Linked DNA regions of Homo sapiens: region 1 is linked to region 2. Evidence: chromatin contacts called from ENCODE Hi-C data. All regions are on one chromosome and are shown on one strand. The core of a region is the stretch at or near the end of the contact, and the rest is flanking DNA. Distances in the headings are between cores, read along the strand shown.

Region 1 (6,580 bases), core at 1,729-4,228, 870 kb before region 2:
TAGTCATGACATCAGAAAACAGGAGCTGGCTTGAAACGGCTCCCATTGGCCAAACCGAGGACTCTTCATATTAAATTTTTATGAGGAACACAAAATAACTGATATTGACAGTTTACATTTCAAGCAAGTAGAGAAAAAAATTAAAAACTGAAAATCTAATCCAACTAAATAACAAAGAGGCAGGAATTAAAACATGAGTAGGCAATTTAGGAGCAATGTTGATTAAAAGGGAGGATACCAGAATTCTTCGAACACACAAGAAATCATAGTAAATGTGAGTAGATACTCACTTATGAAAAGGTGGTGAAACTTAAATTGTATTTTAAAAAGAAGGAAGAAAAGGGAAAGGAGAAAACAAACATCTGAAATAGAATTTTACGTCAGAACATGGTATAATTTCCTTCCCATATGCTGAGTGTTTGCGCATGAAATATTTATTGCACTGACATGACCCTCAGTATGCCCAACAATAAATGAAGGGTAATATTTATATCTGCCATAGGAAGTAAAAATGCATAGTAAATGAAATGGTACAGGTGAAAGTAGCAAACTGTGCAAACATTAATTATCATTATTCTATCTAGAGTTACTACTACTTTGTTACTTAACTATTTATGGCTCTCTAATAGCAAAATACTTAACTTTTGCTTTTCTTAAGTGATTTAAGACAGCCCTGAGGTAAAGAAGACAAAAGAATAAATATGCATCCCATTTGCTCTCCTATTTTACTTCAGGAAAAGATAAAATTAATAGGCCAGTCATCATGATGAGCAAAGAAGTCTGATACGCATTCATCCATAGTGAACGTGGACAGGAGCCATAGGAATCTGGATGTGGCTTTTGGCTTAGTAGTTAGCTTGCTATTTTTGGAAAGAGAGAAAGAGTAAGAGAGACAGTTGGGGACAAGGAGGTGAAAGGCTGTGTAGTACATTTCTAAACAATAGCTTTAAAATGTTATGATCTTATCATAAGGGGATCATAAGAGGATAATTGATGCTTTTGAAAAAATGAGATAGAATAGCCAAAAGATTGTTTTGTCCCAATCAGAAAGTATAAAAGATAGAGAAGACAAGTCTCTAATCAGAGGGAAGAATGAAACTTACTCAAAGTAAAATAGTAAATTTTATGAATATATACATAAGTTTACAGAAAAAAATACCAGAAAAGTGACTTCAAGAATCAGCTGAGATAGAAACATATGCCCATCATCTTCAAAGTACGCACTGACACTTATCCCCTAGACAGCCATTTCTTTTTGAATGATGACAATAAAAATGATTTGAAATTGGGAATAAAGCCCTCCCTCTAATGATTTGACAGTGTTAGACCTTGCCTAGGGCAAGCCTAAGGAAAAAGACAAAGAAACACAATGAATTCAGAGTGCCAGAATTTATCAAAGTCAAAATAGTATCTTCTTAAAAATGTAAGTAAGGCTTAAAAGATGATATAATAGAAATGAACATCTAATCTGACCAAGTGGGGAATTAAGGGGGAGGTATGGAATCTGTGAATGCATATTTCTTCCAGGATAGAGCACACCAGTGAAGGTGTCAAAAGATACTTTGAAATCTAAAATTAAGGCAATAACTGTAAAATGAAATTTAAGACATTGGTTTATGAGTCTTTATAAAATCTAGGAAAATCATGAAATCAAATCAATTAAAAAGGCCCTTAGATGCTGCTGCATTGCACATTTTAAATACAGACTGCCATTAAAGCCATTCTAATTAGACAGATAGTGTCACTTTTTTCAAGTTTATTTGTTATGTACTTGTTTCATCTATAATGACCTTTTCCCTCTGATTATTCTGAGAAAAGAAAAAAAAATATTCAAAGTGAATGAGTTGCTAACTGATAAATTGCAAAGGAAAAACGTGGCTTCTTGTTGCAATCAATTAATCCATATTTTGAGCACTTATGACATGGTAGATTATATAGTTTGGCTCTGTGTCCCCACCCAAACATCATCTCAAATTGTAATCCCCATAATCCCCATGTGTTGAGGGAGAGACCTGGTGGGCAGGTGGTGATTGGATCATGGGGGCAGTTCCCCCATGCTATTTTCATGATACTGAGTGAGTTCTCATGAGATCTGATGGTCTTATAAGCAGCTCTTCTCCCTTTACTCATTTGCTGTCTCTCTCTCTCACCTGCTACCATGTAAGACGTGCCTTTGCTCCTCTCTCACCTTCCTCCGCAATTGTAAGTTTCCTGAGGCTTCTCCAACAGTGTGAAATTCTGAGTCAATTAAACCTCTTTTCTTTATAAATTACCCAGTCTCAGGTATTTATTTATAATACAGTGTGAAAACGGACTAACACAGTAGACTTGCAAGAGTCCTGCGGTTCACAAAACCAAGAAGTCCAGAGCTCCAGATCATGGGTACGTAACAATCTGGACTGTTGAGTAAAAGAATAATAGCAGTAAGGCTATTGTTCTAGACCAAAATCTAGCCATTACGAGAACATGTTGCTTGGAGATGAGATTAAATAACTGATAGAACACAGAGGAGGAGGAAGGGTACATCCCAGTTTGCCATGTGCCATGAAAACTTCGGAGAAGTGAAGATCAATTACGACTGATGAGATAATTTAATGCAAAGAGCCAGGTAAAACGTCTGCAAGCATTTTAAAACTGTGTATGCGGGACACCAAAGAAGAAATAATGTCCTTTTGAATAAGCAATTAGAGAAATGCATTAACAACTAATGAAGGAGTGAATTATTTTGTGCGAGCTCAGATGTTTTTTAAGCTACCTTTGGTGGTTTTCATCCACCTCCGCATTTAATCTCATCTCAGGGTACCAAGTGTGTTTCTGTGCTCCTCCCCTGGCTTTATCTGAGAGGACAAGTGGGCCTGGTTCATCCAGATCTGAACTCCCCTTTTTGCACTAATCCCAAACCCAGTAGCAACAAAAATGCTTTCTTTTTGACCAGATGGAAATCCGAGGCTAGCCTAGGACATGACATGCATTTTAATCCAATGACTCAGCATAGGAGGACTGGATCAACCCAACTCTAGTGAAACCAGGTCTCTCTTTCCTGCTGTATACATTGGGAGGGTGATCAAAATCTGTCCACCTTATTTTAAATCAGCTGTGGGTCACCACCACACTGTTTCCATGAGGTCATTTCTTGTTCATCATCCACTAAGGCGTTTGCCACGAGCAGCAGTAAAAAGCACAAAGGACAGAAAGCCCTCGAAAGGAGAAAATGAAATGCAACACAGCCAGCTCACATACTTTCCATGCCACAATCCCCACCACCTAACATTCCGTTCTCGTCGATGAGGAAACAATAGAATGTACAGCCCTGTCACTGTCGCTATTAATAACTTGGAGGGCTTCCAGAACCACACGGGTTCAGGGGAATATGCTGTCCTTAGCAGTCACATCAATGCTTAGGTATCTCTTCATGAGACTGTGCCTCTGTGTCTCCTGCCTGCCATGTGTGAAAGTTCTAATTTTCAAGTCACACATAAGCCCTGATTAGTGGTGATAAGGCAATAAGGAGGACCGGTTTTTTTGAGACTATGAAACCACAAAGAACTCTGAGTTCCAAAACACTCTATTAGCACTTTCCAGTCCTATTTTAGAAAACCAATGGGAAAAATGTAAAATGGAGTGGGCTGGGAAATTTTTTCATCAAAGTATAATTGTAATTTTAAGTAGGAGTTTTGTATTTAAAGCCCTTAATGGCAAGCGTGATTAAGAGAAGCTTGGCTTCACTGTTTACAGCAAACCTTGATTAAATACAAACAAGCAAATGAAACAAAAAAGAAAAGAAAAATGAAAAGAAAAAAATCTTTCTGGAGTGTCCTGGGGTCCTTAGCCAGGAGAATTATCTTGGAGGGGAAAAAAAAAATCCATGGAGTCAGCCATCTGTCTCTATCCCCTTCCTTCCTATTTTCTTCAATTCTTTGTCCATCTGTATGATTTGCCTACACTGGTCTGTCTTTTGAATTTCAGCTTTTCAAAAAGCAGATACCACACCAGCTTATTTTATTTTCAGCATCTATCACTGCAGGCTTTATTAAATGTTAAGGAATAATAAGACCTATTATTGCACTGCGACTCCCTGGGATTTTTTGTAAGTCAGTAAGGCCCAGTGTCATGTGTTTGCATTTTCTCTGGGCTGTAGATGCCAGGAGACCAGGACCATTAAAAGAGGAGGGAGAGAAAGGGAAGGTTGGCGGGTTATTATGCACTCTTGGGGGTTTCTTTCCTACAACGCTTTCCCCTGCTCCCTTCTGTTCCCGCTTCTATAAAAGGAGTAAGCACACAACAACCGTCATATAAACCAACATCAGAAAAGCAAAAAGAATTCATCTGTCAAGAAGAAAGAGAAAATCTGTTACGGTTACGAATGGTTATAGCAAAGTGAGTAAGGAGAAGAATGTTGGCAATAAATGGGAACTTATTTTATTGCAGAGGGTCCAGCTCTGTGCTAAGGGAAAATCTGCAAAGTCTTAAAGAAGCAGAAGCATGATGGAGTGAGTAGGTAACACTTACCTGACAGCCTAACACATGGCAGGTGGTATTTGGGGAATGAGTCTGTAGACGGGCAAGGCTACGGAGAGCAAACTCAATGTCGCCACATGGATTGGAGAAGGGTCTGTGGGAAAGTTCACTCTCATGGAAAACAGTTCTTATAATTATGAAATAGTTTCATTGTTCTGATTGAAATTGAGCTGAGTTTACTGCCTCCCCCTTCTCATTTTCTTTCTTCATCTTTCTCCCACTTCTCTTCCTCCGTTCCCTTCCCTTTCTTCTTCTTCCTAACTGCCCATACAAGTAGCCATCGTCTGCTGCATAATATCATTAATTCAAAATGATCTTTCTTATTTCAAATAGGAAATGTCACTTTGAATTAATGTGAACTATGTCTCCTATCATCCTTTTTACCTGACAATAATATAAGGCCATGTGTGACTCTCTTTATTTTCTTATGTTCATGGATTTTAAATAAATTCTTTTCTCTCTTAGAAAACCATCTATTGGAGGGTGGTATCAGGTTCTCCCTAGTTTTGCACTTTGCTTCTTACCACCTCTTCCTCACCTATATTTGATTTTGTTTACTATTTAAAAACAATTTGACTGTCTCCTTCTCTGGTGATTTTCCAACACATATCTTTTCCCCACCTCTAGACCATGTGAGGTACATCAATATGTATCAATTATTGCACTTAGCATGTGAGATTACAATCTATTCATTTGTTTTGTATTTTGGTGAGTGGAGGTGTTGTAACACTGGATTATACAATCAAGATGGAGGGGCATTTTTAAGAAAAGGAATACAAAATTGTTAATGCAAAATTTGATATATGACAGAGATTTCTGCTTCTCTCCAAGATGGAGTAGAAAGACTGGATTTATCCTCTTGCATGAATTTAAAAAAATGACAAAATATATACAACAAAGGTTTTCAAGACACAGGATATGAGGCATCTGTCCTTGCGAGAGAGAAAACAAATGAAATAAGCTCCAAAGACTTGTCCAGGTTCCGGCCTTGAGAATTTTACAAACCACAGATCAGGAAAGGGGAGCTGAGGTGTGTACTGGTGGTCCCTCTGAGTTGAGTAGGAGGAGCTGGAAGACCACAGTGACTACAGTTCACAGGAGAGGGCTGCAAGGAGGGGGCTCTTCAGGGTTGCAGAGGGCACCCTGGGGTCCTCAGATGATTAAGGACATGTTTCTGCATGTGAGAAAGCCACCCAAGGCTGGGAAATAATCACCCAAAGGATTAGTGGTAACATTATCTGACACTCACAAAGGTCAGAGAACAATGCCTCTTCCCTTGAGCTAGACTTGACAATGTCCTGATTCTCAGGGCACTGGGTAGAGTGCATAGAAGTGTCTTGTCTGAGTGAAGGGGGATAATTAGCCTAAACTGAGGACTACTCCAACCCCTCCCAACAATTCTTAACAGGAAGAATCAGTTTCCTAGATAATTAACTGTATACTAGAACCAAAATGAAGAATATTTATATAAATACACAAGTTTATAGCACCCAAAAAGATATAATTCATAATGTCTGACAATCAATCAAAAATTACCATGCAGAAAATATAATCATTAAAGAATAGAAAAATCAGTCAACTGATACTGATCCAGAAATGACACAGATGTAAGAATTAGCAGGCAAGAATATTAATACAGTTATTATAACTATACATTCAAAAAGTTAAGCAGATATATGGGAGACATAAAAAAAAGAACCAGTTCCTAATTCTACAAATGAAAGCTGCAATATGTAGGATGAAAAATACACTGAATGAAATTAATAGCAGTTATGTATTTAGAAGAAAAGTTAGTGAGTTTTAAGAAATAGGAATACAAACCATTCAATATGAAATATAGAATATAATTTTTTTTAAGTATGTTAAAGAGTACCAATGAGCTCTGAGAAAACTTCAAGCAGCTTAAAACACATGAAATTTAACCCCCTAAAAGGGAGGAAGGGGGACATACTGGAAGATAGAATACCTGAAAATTCTCTACATTTGATGAAAATGAGAAACTTGCAGGTACAAGACACTCGACATACTCAAAGCATAAGAATCATGATGAAAACTGTACTAA
Region 2 (6,474 bases), core at 1,717-4,216:
GCCTCGCTGAAGGAAGGCCGAGCCTCTGTGGGGCCCTGAGATGTTAGGGCTGAGCAGATTCTAAAGCAGGACTCTCAGTCCTGAGCAGCAGAAGATCAGATGAGGGTGAGAACTGCCCCCAAACTGAGCTGCCAGTTAGATTCAGAAATGTGCTCAGGCTGGTGGGTAGAGCTGCCTGACACTTTATTCCTTTTCTTCATGTCATTTACTGTAATATTAATAATCTCTGGTTACACATCATCTCTAAATGTCACGATCTTGAAGGTCAGTGTTAGGGGTGAATTGTGTCTCCCAGAAAGCCAAGTTCAAGTTGTAAACCGTACCTGTGAATGGGACCTTATTTGGAAATAGGTATTTGTGAATGTGATCGAGTTAAAATGAGGTCATGCTGGCTTACCTGGGGACTTAATCCAATGATGGAGGTCCTCCTAAGAGGAGGAAATTTATACCGAGACACACAGGGAAGACCTCAAGTGACCACAGAGGCAGAGACGGGAGCGATGTGGCTGGAAGCCGAGCAATGCCAAGGACTGCATCAGCACTAGAGGCTGGAAGCAGGGGAGACCCTTTCCGGAGCCTTCAGAGGGACCACGGCCTGTGGACCCCATGATTTTGGACCCTCAGCCTCCAGAACTGTGAAAAAACACACTTCTTGTGTCAAGCCCGAGGTTGTGGCAATTCATTGCAGTGGCCCGAGTGCACTAAGATCAAAGTCCTAAAACCTTTGTTTTCCATAGGAGGATATCGAGGCTCAGAACACTGTCCCTCCACAAAAGGGTGGCACTGCTAAGACTAGGCCCAGACCTTCTCCGTCAGCCCTGTTCTCAGGGATCCCTTGGCGATGGGACCTGAAGTTCTGGAGGGAGCTGCCACAGCAGCATGGATCCAGGAGGCTCCCGGGTCACATGCTTGGGGCAGTCGGAGGTTCCAAGTGTGGTGCCAAGTGCCCAGTTGAGTTGTTGGCACTTCTGGCCTTTGGAGTCACTCTGTGGACGCTGGTAAGTCATCAAAGAGGGTGTTGCCTCTGTGAACGTCAGGGGCACAGCCTAGCGGAGAGTGGGCCTTGGGGACATGGGGACCCCTAATTTAATATAGACATGGCACACAAGGCAGTGGAGGCAGCTCCTGTCAGCACCCTGGGGCGGCAGACAGGCTGGAACCTGTGGTCTCGGGATCAACCACCCTGGGAAGCAAAACGTACTTCCCGCCGTTCTCCACACTGAGGCGCCATTAACAAGGCCCTAGCAAGCAACTAGGCCTGGCTCGGGCAAGGCCGCCACTTCCGTAAGCTTTAGAGCCAAAGACAGCAGGTGCCCAAGGGAGGCACTGCACCAGTGTGAGAGTGTGAGTGTGCAACAGAACACACGTGTGTGAGTGTGTGACAGTGTGTGGGTTTGATTGTGAGCATGCTGTGATTGAGTGTGTGTAACATCATGTTAGGTATGGGCGAGTGTGCATGTGAGTGTCTACAAGCATGAGTGTGTCACAGAGTGTGTATGTGAATAAGTATAGGAGTGTGTGTGAGAATGTGTGTGCACGTGCAAGAGTGAGAGGGTGTGTGCGTGTGTGACTGCCTGTGTTGGGTGTGTGTGAGTATGGGCCTGTGTGTGTATGTATAAGTTTGTGAATAAGTGTGCATGTGTGTGGGTAGAGATGAGTGTGAATGTGTGTATATGTGTATGTGCATGAGGTTGTGTGGGCTGTGGATGTGCATTTATGAGTGTGGATGTGCAAGTATACACCTGTGTGCATGTATGAGTGTGTGTGTGAGTTTGTGAATAAGTGTGTGAGTGTTGATGTGGTTGTGTACATGTGAGTGTGTGTGTGGCTGTGGCAGTGTGTGTGTGTGTTTCTAAGTGAGTGTAGGAGTGCAAGTGTGGGCGGGCTCTGGCAAATGCATGGGAGCCTCAAGAGGCCCAGGAATGAGGCTGACCAGGCTGTGAGTGCACTTCCAGTAGGGATCCCTCCCAGCAGGGCCTGGATGCTGCAGCGGGCCTGCTCTGCCTGCTTTGTGTGGAGTGTGCTGCCACCCAGGGGAAGGCTCCTGGCTGACATGGCAAGTTGACATTGGTCTTGGGTGGTTTCTGTCTCTAGGCTCAGACAAGAAAAAGGACATATAGGGTGCAGGGGCCAGGAGTCAGGGACTAGCCCCGGCAGAGAGAAGGGGAAAGCGCCAAGACCCCAGGCACAGGCTTCAGAAACACCCCTACTGGACCATCTATCCACATCAGTGGGACCTCTTCCCCATTTTCCCCCTTCCCGTAGTCTAAGGTGCTTGCTGGCTAAGGGTATTAGAGGACACCAGGAGAGAGGCGTGGCCTGTCTCCCTTATGTGTCCCTAAACTGATCCTTACTGGAGATAAGTCCCCAACAATGTCTTGAATTTCAGGAAGCTTCACTTTGTTGTGTGGTCTGAAACTGCAATGCTACCCCGAGGAGCCTTGGAAATTCACATCACCATGCTCCTAAATACGCCTGGTTAACTGCTGGAGCCTTTTCATATGAAAAAGGAAACCCACTAACTGACGTTCCCACAAATCTCCTGGGTCCCTCGGGGTCTTTGAACTCTGCCTGAGAGACAGTTTCGTCACCCTCTGGGACAACAAATTCATACATTTCTATCTTGCTCCAGTTCCAAGAAAATGGCATTGTGTCCTTTAAAACGCAGTCAATTCTAAAAGCACACTTCTCCTTGCCTCCTCAAAGAGTGCTCACAACAGTGACTGATAGTTCATTCTTCTTCGTCTTCTTTCTTTAAGACAGTTTGTTCAGACTTTTTACTTACGTGCTGCAATACAGATTTTAAGAGCTCATTAGCATGGTACAGCAGCTGCACCTTTACAGGATCATGATCCTAATACGGAAAAGGCAGTTTCTGCGGCGGAGCGGTGCCTTCTGCAGGGCCCTGGCAGCCCTTGATGCTCCTGCTGTTGAGCTGTCCTGCAGCCGGGCCATGCACGCCTCCGCCTTGTTCCTCCCCCTATGGAGACAGGCGGCTGAGTCAGGCCTGTCCTCCACGGAGGGATAAGCCTGCCATGCACTCCCAGAAGCTGCCAAGTCAACCCCCAGCCGTCTCTTTCCAAGCGCTAGCTACTCCATTCCCTTCCCTCTGTGGAGCTCTTATTTCCCTACTGTCTAACCAGTCAGACACCACGTGCCCTTCAGTCCCAAGCTGTCCGCTCTGATCCCTTCGTGGAGTCTTCCGATATAAATAAACTAAACAAGGGAAAACCCACAGGGAAGAAGAAAGTCTGCAGGTTGTTTTAGACTCCAAACAGATAGGGATTGAGCTTGAAAGAGGGGCAACCGTAAATACCAGATCTTCTTGGAGAGCAGCCAAGTAGATCTGGTATTGACAGGTGCCCCTCTTTCACCTGGTATTGACAGGACCCCAATGGAAAATAGACATCATTGCATAGGCACTGATGAAACAGCACGCTTTGAAAAATAGCAAATAAAATCAGGCAAACTCTGCTGTTTTCAAAGTTAGAATCTCTTACTACGGAGTCTAGGATGGTCACATTAGCAGAATATTAGGCACAGTGGCTCATGCCTATAATCCCAGCACTTTGGGAGGCCAAGGCAGGCAGATCACCCGAAGCCAGGAGTTCGAGACCAGCCTGGCCAACATAGTGAAACCCCATCTCTACTAAAACAAATATAAAAAATTATTCAGGTGTGGTGGTGGGTGCCTGTAATCCCAGCTACTCGGGAGGCTGAGGCAGGAGAATCACTTGAACCTGGGAGGCGGAGGCTGCAGTGAGCTGAGATTTCGCCATTGCACTCCTGCCTGGGCAACAAGAGCAAAACTCCATTTCAAACAAACAAACAAACAAACAATATCAGCAGAAGATTAACAGACTAAGAAGATAAGGCTGGCCAGGGTGGCGGGCTGCGTGGCGGGCTGGGTGGCGGGCTGGGTGGCGGGCTGCGTGGCGGGCTGCGTGGCGGGCTGGGTGGCGGGCTGCGTGGAGGGCTGCGTGGCGGGCTGGGTGGCGGGACAGAACGGTGTCCCACGTGGCGCTTTCCCATCTCTGCTCACCCCCTTACCATCCCCTTGGCAGCTCTCCCAGATACCTTATCTAACAAAGACTGAGCCTTGTTCTTTTGGCTTAGGATTGACTTGGCGATGCGGGCTCTTTTTTGGTTCCATATGAACTTTAAAGTAGTTTTTTCCAATTCTGAGAAGAAAGTCATTGGTAGCTTGATGGGGATGGCATTGAATCTGTAAATTACCTTGGGCAGTATGGCCATTTTCACGATATTGATTCTTCCTACCCATGAGCATGGAATGTTCTTCCATTTGTTTGTATCCTCTTTTATTTCATTGAGCAGTGGTTTGTAGTTCTCCTTGAAGAGGTCCTTCACGTCCCTTGTAAGTTGGATTCCTGGGTATTTTATTCTCTTTGAAGCAATTGTGAATGGAAGTTCACTCATGATTTGGCTCTCTGTTTGTCTGTTATTAGTGTATAGGAATGCTTGTGATTTTTGCACATTGATTTTGTATCCTGAGACTTTGCTGAAGTTGCTTATCAGCTTAAGGAGATTTTGGGCTGAGACAATGGGGTTTTCTAGATATACAATCATGTCATCTGCAAACAGGGACAATTTGACTTCCTCTTTTCCTAATTGAATACCCTTTATTTCCTTCTCCTGCCTAATTGCCCTGGTCAGAACTTCCAACACTATGTTGAATAAGGAGTGGTGAGAGAGGGCATCCCTGTCTTGTGCCAGTTTTCAAAGGGAATGCTTCCAGTTTTTGTCCATTCAGTATGATATTGGCTGTGGGTTTGTCATAGATAGCTCTTATTATTTTGAGATATGTCCCATCAATACCTAATTTATTGAGAGTTTTTAGCATGAAGGGTTGTTGAATTTTGTCAAAGGCCTTTCAACCCTTGTGGAAGTCAGTGTGGCGATTCCTCAGGGATCTAGAACTAGAAATACCATTTGACCCAGCCATCCCATTACTGGGTATATACCCAAAGGACTATAAATCATGCTGCTATAAAGACACATGCACACGTATGTTTATTGTGGCACTATTCACAATAGCAAAGACTTGGAACCAACCCAAATGTCCAACAATGTTAGACTGGATTAAGAAAATGTGGCATATATACACCATGGAATACTATGCAGCCATAAAAAATGATGAGTTCATGTCCTTTGTAGAGACATGGATGAAATTGGAAATCATCATTCTCAGTAAACTATCGCAAGAACAAAAAACCAAACACCGCATATTCTCACTCATAGATGGGAATTGAACAATGAGAACACATGGACACAGGAAGGGGAACATCACACTCTGGGGACTGTTGTGGGGTGTGGGGATGGGGGAGGGATAGCTTTAGGAGATACACCTAATGCTAAATGACGAGTTAATGGGTGCAGCACACCAGCATGGCACATGTATACGTATGTAACTAACCTGCACATCGTGCACATGTACCCTAAAACTTAAAGTATAATAATAATAAAAAAAAGACCGAGTCCTCCAGCCCTAGTCACGCCCTCTGCTGGCCACAGCCCCCATCAACACCTTGACTGCAACCTTGTGAAAAGCCCTGAGCCAGAGCCTTCCAGCCCCACGGCTCCTAAACTCTTGACCCATCAAAACTGAGAAGATAAATGGTTTTGTTTTAAAAACTAATAATAAATTAGAGACTCAGCATGTTGCTGTCCTTGAAAACTGTAGTATCTCCCTAATTTCCAAATCTCCAGATCTTCGTAGGCTGTGTTAGTTATCTGCTGCTGTATAATTAAACCACCACAAAATTTACCTGCTTCAGACAACCTACATTCATGACCTCACAGATTCTGTGGGGTGGGAATTCAAGAGCAGCTGAGCTGGGTGTTTTGTATAACGTGTGGTTTGTAAGGATGAGGAAGCCAGTGGGGCAGGAGATGATTGCCATTGAAAGACAGTTTGTTTCTCACAGTTCCCAGGAAGAAAAGCACAGGGGCACGCCACACCATGGTAAGGGGTCACGCCACACCATGGGGGGCACATAGGGAAGCTCCAAGTGGGTCAAGGGGCAGAGGGAGCAGACGAGACCTGGGTTCTTGCCTTTACTGCGCTTTGTGTGGGAAAAGTGAGGTGAGGCACCATCAGCACACTTGGGGGTGTCTGTCCTAATTGTCTGCTGCTGGCCCCGGGGCACCTAGGGAGGGTGAGCATTGGCCCAGAGTGAGCAAGCCCTATAAAGGTGGTGGCTATGGTGTGGGTTCCAGGTTGGTTTGCACCCACAGCATGCTCAAAGCATGTTTGCTGTCTCTAGGAATGAGCTAGCCCTGGAAGGGGCAGGCTCTCTTGTGTCAGCAAGGAGATGTGTCATCAGAACTAAAAAGGTATGATGAATACAGGGTGTTTCTGGCTCCTGCTGTCTTATGAGGTTGCAATCCGGATGTCAGCCAGGGCCACAGGCATTGGGAGGCTTGGCCAGAGCTGGAGGATCATGTTTAATGTCA

The links. Hi-C counts contacts between places; a loop is a spot of excess contacts on that map. Pooled maps may share reads with other maps.
Region 1: a loop to region 2 is called in a map of Right ventricle myocardium inferior, with 5 times the contacts of the local background. The contact joins two enhancer-like sites. A Hi-C loop is called at or near these places in 5 of 168 maps with a recorded cell type or tissue (HCT116, MCF 10A, Right ventricle myocardium inferior and 2 more) and 10 of 50 pooled maps.

The regions. Positions count from the first base shown.
Region 1 is chr13:109,240,518-109,247,097 of GRCh38, forward strand. No RefSeq gene overlaps it. Among named protein-coding and RNA genes, the nearest start is that of LINC03061, 22 kb to the right of the region's middle. Within about 2 kb of position 2,979, at least 12 of the 41 ENCODE cell types and tissues checked have a DNase peak (open chromatin) inside an H3K27ac peak, as active enhancers do; they include ascending aorta and gastrocnemius medialis, where a contact is called at or near this core.
Region 2 is chr13:110,107,059-110,113,532 of GRCh38, forward strand. All of the region lies in intron 1 of LINC03082 (long intergenic non-protein coding RNA 3082), which reads right to left. Among named protein-coding and RNA genes, the nearest start is that of LINC03032, 11 kb to the right of the region's middle. Within about 2 kb of position 2,967, at least 14 of the 41 ENCODE cell types and tissues checked have a DNase peak (open chromatin) inside an H3K27ac peak, as active enhancers do; they include ascending aorta and gastrocnemius medialis, where a contact is called at or near this core.